2 separate regions of the Homo sapiens genome follow, and region 1 is linked to region 2. A link is an interaction called in ENCODE POLR2A ChIA-PET data of the cell type or tissue named here. Cell type or tissue: HepG2. All regions are shown on one strand. Links, peaks and the distances in the headings refer to the core of each region. The heading gives the core; the rest is flanking DNA.

Region 1 (4,399 bases), core at 371-4,370, 190 kb after region 2:
CTAATACTTAGTTTTAAATTTTTACAAACGGCATAGGTCAATTACTGCACCTCATTCTCATTTAAATTTATAGTTTAATTAATAATGTTTATTGACCATTTGTACTTCTTCAGTCAATTTCTTGGTGACGGCAGATATTCATTTTCAATTATTAATCCATAAAATATCTATATATTAAGCCATATAATATATATATGTGTGTGTGTGTATACTACATACATATTATCTTTGTTATGTATAATGCAGGTCTTTTTCTTTTTTGTGTGTGTTTTTTCATATTCCATTATTGCTTACAGTTGAGTGTTTTTACTTTTTTGTTTGTTTGCCTGTGACAATATAGCTGTTTTCAGTGTTACATAGCCAAATTATCAATTCTTTTTTTTTTGCCTTTTGTATCATACTTAGAAAATTATTTTCTATTCTATAGGTAAGTAAATATTCATCTACAGTTTAGTCAGTATCTTAAAAATGCTACTTGTAACACATTTTCAGTTTGGTGAGTAGGGCTCTAAGGCTCTAAGTTTTATCTTTTCTAAACAACTATTAGATTATCTGAGCATTATATATTAACAAATCTATTCTTTACTCACTGATTTGAAGTGTCACCTTTAACATATTGTAAATCTTAAATATATCTGGATCATTTTTCTAGGTTTCCTAGTTTACCGTGTGACCTATCTGTGCCAGTACCTGTACCACATTGTTTTTATTATTGCAGCTTGTAAAGTTTTAAATACATGTCAGAACATGTTCATCCATTACTGAAAAGAATTATTTTCCCTTTTTATTCTTAGATACCCTCACATATACATTATTCTAGATCAATTTTAATATAATTTTGTTAAACTAAAAAACTGCCATTGGTAGTTTTTATTATTATTACATTAAATGAATAGCTTTAGTTGGAGAGAATTCATCTCTTAGCTATAGTTAGTCTTTCACTCAGGAGCCCTTTAATTCAAGTTGTCTTTTTAATTATTCAGTAAATTCTTATAGTCTTTTTCATATTCGTCCTGCATGTTTCTCATTGAATTCCTGTTTTTCTTAATATTATGCATAACACGGTATTTTTTAATTGCATATTGTCATTATAGAAACAGCTGTTAATTGCTTAACATTTATTTTGGAGCTGGACATCTTAAATATTCATTTCTTAGTTCAAATAATTTCCAACTGATTCATATAGGTTCTATATTATCTATAAATAATGCTAATTCTCATCGCCAGCAAATTTATTCTATTTTCTTGCCTTATTATGATGGGTAGAATATTAAAAATAATATTAAACAATAGTGGAATAGCCAGTAGCCTTGTTTGTGTCTGATCTTAATGAGAACATCTCTGTTTATTTTACCACTAAGTATGAATTGGCTAGTGGTTGTGCTTTATTCTACTTTTACACTGAGTGTTTTTAAAACAAATCACTTGAGCTGCTCCAAAAACATCCTGTGCTAGGCACAGAATTCACTGGTAAATAAGACAAATAAGTTTCCTGCTCTGATAGGTTTTTATTCTAGTGTATATGGGAGGAAGGAGGGGAATGGGAGGAAAGGAGATGAAGATAAGCAAACAAAAGAAAATGAAATAGATAACTTCAGAAAGTGAGCAGTTCTGCAAAAAAAAAAAAAAAAAAAATAGCGTAATGAGATAGTGAACAGAAATTCTAGTTCAGATAATGTGGAGATAATATTTAATGTGATACCTAAATTTCAAAAAGGCAGCCTTGCAAAGATCTGAGAGGAAAGCAAAGGGAAGAGCTAATGCCAGAATGTCATATTTTACAAAAATTTCTTTTTAGATTTTCTTGAAATCATTATATAGTCTTTCTCCTGTAATGTGATCAACTACAAATAAATATGACCAGCTACATTAAAGACTTTCTAATGTTAAACTATCCTTGCACTCTGGGGGAGAACAACACTTAAGTATGGTGAATTTTTCTTTAATATATTGGTGGGCTGAATTTGACTGTGTTTGATTTAGAATTTCTCATTTAAGCTTATAAATGAAATTAGTTTAGCTTTTGCTTGCTTTTTCAGATATTAATATCCATGGTTATACTATCTTTATTAAATAAACTAGGAATAGTTTAAATATTTGGGAACCATCTGCTCCCTAGAGAGTTGAAAGAAACTGCCTTAAAAATTATTTTGACTTTTAAAAAGGAGTAGTTTTGTTGTTTATGGGGTTCCCCCCCTCCTTTTTTTTTTTTTTTTTTTTTTAGACAGAGTCTTCCTCTGTCGCCCAGGCTGGAGTGCAGTGGTGTGATCTCAGCTCACTGCAACCTCCACCTGCTGGGTTCAAGTGATTCTTGTGCCTCAGCCTCCTGAGTAGCTGGGACTACAGGCGCCTGCCACCACACCTGGCTAATTTTTGTATTTTTAGTAGAGATGGGGTTTCACCATGTTGGCCAGGCTGGTTGCAACCTTCTGGCCTCAAGTGATCTGCCTGCCTCGGTCTCCCAAAGTGCTGGGATTACAAGTGTGAGCCACCGCACCCAGCCTGTTTATGTTTTTAATCACTATTTTATTTCATCCATGAGTACTAGTCCAGTCAGGCACTTCTTTCTAAGTCAGTAGATCACATTAATTGCATATAATGATTTACATTTTTCTCCCCTATATATGTGGTTATATTCCTTTCTCATTTCTAATGTGGTATTTTTTTGGTTCTCTCCACCTTTTTTATTAGACTTGCCAGAGATTTATATTTCTCTGGTCTTTTCACATAATATATTTTTGGATTTAATCATTTTACCTGTGTTAAATTTCTTAATTTATGCTTTTGTCTTTGTTAATTTTTCTCTGTAACTAATTTTAAAATTTTTTCAGATATTTAGATTTATTTTTATTTAGTCTTAAGATAAAAAGCTTTTCAGATTCTTAGTTTATATGTGTAGTTACATTCTATACATTTTTCTTTACAGCATGCTCACAGACATTACTTACCAAATCTCAGTATTTCATTTTTATTTTCTCTTCGATCTAAGTTATTTGGATCAAAAATGACATTCTTTTTTTACTTTTTGTCCTTGACTAGTAATTTTTAATTTTATTGCATTATGATCAGAAAACATGACCTGAAAATATTTCATTGACGTTTTCTCTGTCGATCAGTATACAGGTGATTGTACCAGTCCCTGTTGGAATCCTTATACATCTGAAAATGACTTTTGTTGTTCTTTACCTGGTGTTACATTTTTGTATCATAATATTTTCTTCTCAAAAAGATAAATGCTACTTCATCTTCTTCTGGCATTTATTATACTTGATAATTTTAATGTCAACCTGATTTTTTCGTTTCATAACTTTTTTTTTTTTTTTTTGAGATAGAGTCTCGCTCTGTTACCCAGGCTGGAGTGCAGTGGCTCGATCTTGGCTCACTGCAAGCTCCACCTCCTGGGTTCACGCCATTCTCCTGCCTCAGCCTCCCAAGTAGCTGGGACTACAGGAGCCCGCCATCACACCCGGCTAATTTTTTTTGTATTTTTAGTAGAGACGGGGTTTCACATGTTAGCCAGGATGGTCTCGATCTCCTGACCTCGTGATCCACATGCCTTGGCCTCCCAAAGTGCTGGGATTACAGGCGTGAGCTACCACGCCTGGCCTTTCATAACATTTTTAAATGGAACATTTACCAGGACATTTTTAGTACAGATCTCCATTACTAATTTTGTAATTTTGTCTTGTTTTCAGGAAGCTTTTGAATCTGAATCCTCTAGTCTTTTCCCTTTGTGGTGGCAAACACTTCCACTAGTATTTCTTATGATTGTGCCTCTTCCTTTTATAACTTCTTTCTAAAATTATTACAATGTGTATATTTTTCACCTTCAAATGCTCTCCTCTGATTTATGGGAGCTTTCTTTAGATCCCCTTCATCATAGTTTCAGTTCTCTGAAGGATCTAACCTTCAGGTCTTTGCTTTAGTTTGATTTTTTTCAATTTGATAATCACCTTATCATGTATCTGAAGGACTGATCTTAAGGGAAAGACAGGCAATAATCTCTAAAGTATTCTCTCCTTTAAGAGTCACTTATTCTCAGGGGCTCATTTGCTTTGATTCCTTTGACTGCCTTCTTCTGAACTACTGAATCATTTCATAGACCAGATGCACTTCTGCTCCTTTTTTTTTGTTTTTTCCACTGGGAGAAGTGGGAGGAGGTGATAATGTTTGAACAGCTGGCTGGAGATTGTTTGAATCTCTGTTCGAATTCATTGGGAGGTTATTTCTTCATCTGGGATGATTTCTTCCTCAAATCTGCTTCCATCCTGCTCTGCCTTACAGGAATTCTTCCGGTTTTCATGAATGTGAAATCTTCCCTGATTTCCAGCACAGACCCATATTCTTTCCTATTTTAACTTTTTTTTTTTTTTTTTTTTTTTTTTTTTGGAGGCTTCAA
Region 2 (4,399 bases), core at 171-4,170:
ATTCCCCTGGTGTCCTCAGGATGGTGAATAAGAACTCTAGGAACCTGCACCTGCAAAAGAAGATCCAGGGCAATGTAGAGATTCCACATCCTGAGCTTTCTTTGATGTCTTCTTGCCAGCTATCCCCAATTCCTGATTTAGTTCCTCTTAGGGACAGCTATTCTGAAGGGTCTCATCAGAGAAGCTTATTTGGTTTCTATTGGACAAGGAATACATGCATTATAAACATTCCAGATAATGTTTATGTTTCAAATTGGTTTTTCAGTTCCTTTGCAATTCTTGCTCAAGTTTTCCTCACCTTCTAAGTCTGAAAAAGTAATTTCCAAATCATGGTGAAGGCATTATTGAAAAATCAGGACCTTGTAGAATCTTACAGTCATTTGGCCAGGCTAACGGTTTAACCTGAAAGTGGAATGGATTTCCCATCCGGGTTCCCATAGTGAACAACTATGTTTTTGTAACATAACACAATGAAGGGAGTTGTCACTAGATGACTCAGCTAGTTAGAATCTCAACTCCCTTTCTGGGGAGGAAATCTGAAGCACGGTGTTTGTATTAGAGGCTAGGGTCATGCTTATTTGGACTTCAGTTCTCCCGCATCAAAGCCAGTCAGAGACTATGAACAGGTAGGGGGAAGGAAGGTCAACTGTCCACCTGGGCCAGAAGAGCAAGAAGTGTAGCCAAACCAAATCTGACATTTTTTTGGGTGTCTGTCTTTCTAACACATATGCTCACTCGTTCTGTCTCTCTCTCTCTCTCTCTCTCACACACACACACACACACACACGTTTCAACTCTCCACTGCTGTAAAGCTGTTCTTGGTAAAATTCCCTAGGGCAAAATCAACTGTAACTTGAGTTTTCAACTCACTTAGTATCAGTGGGAAATTTGCCATGTTGGACTTTGACAACCACAAAAACCAGTTTGACTGAGAGTGGCGAGGCCATGAGGTCTAGGTGGAGTATGAACTCACCAACTTGGAATGATTACTTGGAGAATGCTCACACTGCCTCTTATTTATGCTTCTGTCCAAGTCTTTGAGAGTGCTGAAGTCATAGAAATGACCAAACAAATATATAGTACGACACTTTTTAATTCAGAACTCAACCACAAAAAAAATGCTCCTCTGTCACCAGGGATCCCTGGAAAATGGTGTCTAAAAATCAGCTCTGAGCAAACCATCCTCAGTTCTTGTCCTTGTGGCATCTTCAACTCCCAACTGATGGAAATCTCACTGGTCTGAACTTCAAATGGTATGAAAGCAGGAGTGGAGAGTTTCACCCCAACCTTTCTGCAAAAAAGCAAGCATATTTTATATAAGGTCAAAAGGCCATGTGAGGCAGGAGAATAGAGACTGGAGGCAGGGAACCTAAGGCTTTTCACACTGACTTCCTAGAACTAAATTGAAAGGAAAACCCTAACTTTCCATGCCTCAGTAACAGAAGGACCAGAGGCTACTCCCTTTGACCTTTTCTGCGTGGCAGTTGGGAAGTTGTCTGTAAGCGACAAATCAGACTTATTGCTGGTAGAGACTTTGTTTGCAATTTAGTAACTTCACTCCAGACTCTGAATGGTCTGACTGTGGCTCTGATCAGACTGATTGTGGACGGAGTCTTCAGTTTGCATAGAAGTATAACTTTGTAACTTCACCCTACCCTCTGATTGGTTGCTTTTTGCAACCAATCAGATGTTTGCACAGGAGTGTGACCTTTGTAACTTCACTTCATCCTCTGGTTGGCTGCTTTCTGCAAGCAATCAGACTGATTGCGGGCTACCACTTCATTTACATGAGGTAAGCATGAAGTGGCCAATGAGAAACTTCCAGGGGTATTTGGACCCAAGAAGATTCTGTATTTGGGCCCTTGAGCTGGTGCTCGGGCCCACTTCCACACTGTGGAGTGTACTTTCATTTTCAATAAATCCCTGCTTTTGTTCTTTTGTTGCTCCATTCTTTGCTTTGCTGGGCGTTTTGTCCAATTCTTTGTTCAAAACGCCAAGAACCTGGACAACTTGCAATCATGACCAGTGACACAGGTAGGGAAATCCTTTTACAAGTTAGACCAGGGTAAAGGAAATGAAAATAGGCCCTATTATTTCTCTCCTCTACTGAATCTAGACAATTCTTTTAAAAACTTTTCATTGCACACATCTCTTGTTTGTTGATAGTTCTATTTTGCTACAGTAAAACCAAGTTTGTAGAACAGGAGCTGTAGCTTTAATTTTGAGACATCAGGTTAACCTTGAAATCATTCATCGAATTAAAGTAGAATCCAAGTGATTAATGTCTCAAAATTGTGTTATTTAGAAGTGCCAAAGAAACAGTCCCCGAATCTGATCAACATTGTAGTAAAATCAGCCCAGTGTGTGAAGGAAAGAGCATGGGTATGTGAGTCAGGGAGACTTGCGTAGGAGGAATCCAGGCCTAATTACTCGCCAGCCTTGTGACTTTGGCCTGCATGCTTAACCCAGATGAGCTTCAGTTTCCTCACCTGTAAACAGCTTTGCACAACGGAGCTGTAAAGTTAAATGACGGCATCAGAGTGACTTGCATGTGCCCACTCTCCTTCTGCTCCACGCTCCTCTTCCCCTGAATGCACAGAAACTGGATACGTATTACCCAGGAACCCTGAACAGTTTTTGTCATTCTCCCCAAAGGCAGCTGTGATCTGTGGAAGGAGGCCAGCAGGAGAGAACTTGCTACTTTTCCCAGGGAGGACCTGGTCTCCCATCAGACAGAGAGAGGAGCTGCAAGTGGCCTGCTACTTCTCCTGCCTCACAAAGAGAACCACTTGGTGAACCGGGTTCAAAAGGTGCAAACACATGAATTCATCAGTTTAAAGTTTTTAGGGTTTTTTTTTTTTATTTTAATCAATGGTTTTTCTTCTCAACTGAAATGAACCTTGCTGGACTTGCGTAGCCTCATGTATAAAACTAGAAAGTTGGGCCACCTACATCAGTGGACTTCAACTCTGCTTGGGCACTGGAGTCATTTGGAGGACTTACTTAAAATGCAGATTCCTGGCCTCACCCACAGACATTCTGTTTCCCTTGGGCTGAATCAGGGTGTGTCGTTTTAGAAAACCATAGACCGTTTTCTGTTGAAAATCAAATGGTCTTTGAAGCCCTCCACATCTCACATGCCAGGCTCTAATTATTCAACCCAAGGAAATGATACTCAAATCAGAACATGAGAGTCCTTTCCCCTTCAAGTATTTATGCACTAGTTGCCCTAGGTGCCCTGGATGCCTTCAGCTCACCCATTCAAGAGGAAGTCACACCAGCCCTTCTGGGTAGCTAGCCCTCAGGAAGGGAGACCCAGAGCCACATCTTGAGCTTCAGACCACAGGGCAGGCACCCCAGGAGGTGTCTTGTCTGAAAATGGTAACTGAGACCTGGGAGAGTTCTTGGCTTAATGAGCCATCAGCTGAGCAATGTTGAACTAAAATTACCAGATAAAGATGGGGAATTGGTGATTAATTCTGGTTTAATTGGGCCAACAGAGCTTATTTTTTAGCCCAAGAATAACTTGAGCTACAACCTAAAGTGAAGGGAAAGCCAGGAAGCTGTGTGTAAGGTGGTTTTACACTACTCCCTGCCTCTGCATCTCTTTACTGTGGTTGTCTGCCTTGATTATGGTTCCAAATAAAGGACAGAAACTGGCTTCCCTGCCTGGTCCCACACTCACCTTTTCCTGAGAATGACTTCTCCTGCATGTACCTGGTTGCAGGGATGGCTCCCAGCAGCCATGTTTATGCAGGCCCCACAGGCATGGGCACCTGACCCCACAGGCATGGGCACCTGGCCTGGTCTTGTCCAATGCATGTCCCTTCTCTCACAATCTGGACTTGGGATGAATCTCTTGAACTGAAAAAACTATAAACTTCAGAACTGTCAGTAGCCATATTTTTTGTGTGTGAACTGAGAACCAGAGACAATGAGACTGCACTAAGAAGAATAAAGTATATGGATAGAAAGAGTCAAAAATGCAAAATGTGGAGTATGACATTCCGAATTTCCAGACCTTTGTTCCCCTGTCCGTGAGTTCCATCATCCTATCTGCATCTCCACCTTTGAAGTTTATAATTAATGCCCCTTTGTTTTAGGTAACTCAACTGGCTTCTGTTACTATAATCAGAATGCTCTAATGAGCATTGTTACTATATAGGAATCATTACATTTGTCATGTTCAAATGAGTAAGAAACTACAAGGAAGGAGAAATGCATGTGGAAAAACACAACTGGGGTGCAGGAGATCTGAGTTCAAATCTTCCTTCTAGAATCTCACAACCACATAGAATCATAGACTGTTTATGTTAATTCTTAAAGGTAACCCAGTTCCACTGCCAACTAGCTAGATGACCTTGGGAAGAGTTTTTAACCCCTGTGGGATTAACTATAA

Evidence for each region. ChIA-PET counts read pairs that join two places held together with the same protein. Peaks named below come from ENCODE experiments on the same cell type or tissue, not always from the same donor. Only the 100,000 strongest peaks of a DNase experiment are listed, where the experiment ranks them.
Region 1: POLR2A ChIA-PET joins it to region 2 with 5 read pairs; 2 of 35 experiments call an interaction of 5 or more read pairs at or near these places.

Annotation. Positions count from the first base shown.
Region 1 is chr3:149,188,480-149,192,878 of GRCh38, reverse strand. All of the region lies in intron 9 of CP (ceruloplasmin), which reads left to right. Among named protein-coding and RNA genes, the nearest start is that of CP, 31 kb to the left of the region's middle. In HepG2, for the core only: no CTCF peak of the experiment used is centred there; no DNase peak of the experiment used is centred there.
Region 2 is chr3:149,383,260-149,387,658 of GRCh38, reverse strand. It overlaps TM4SF1-AS1 (TM4SF1 antisense RNA 1), which reads right to left. Exons shown (of 2, transcript NR_109810.1): 2 at 1,076-1,287. Among named protein-coding and RNA genes, the nearest start is that of TM4SF1-AS1, 7.7 kb to the right of the region's middle. RefSeq lists an enhancer at 1-891. In HepG2, for the core only: no CTCF peak of the experiment used is centred there; DNase peaks (open chromatin) are centred at 548, 1,738 and 2,468; H3K4me3 peaks cover 2,218 bases.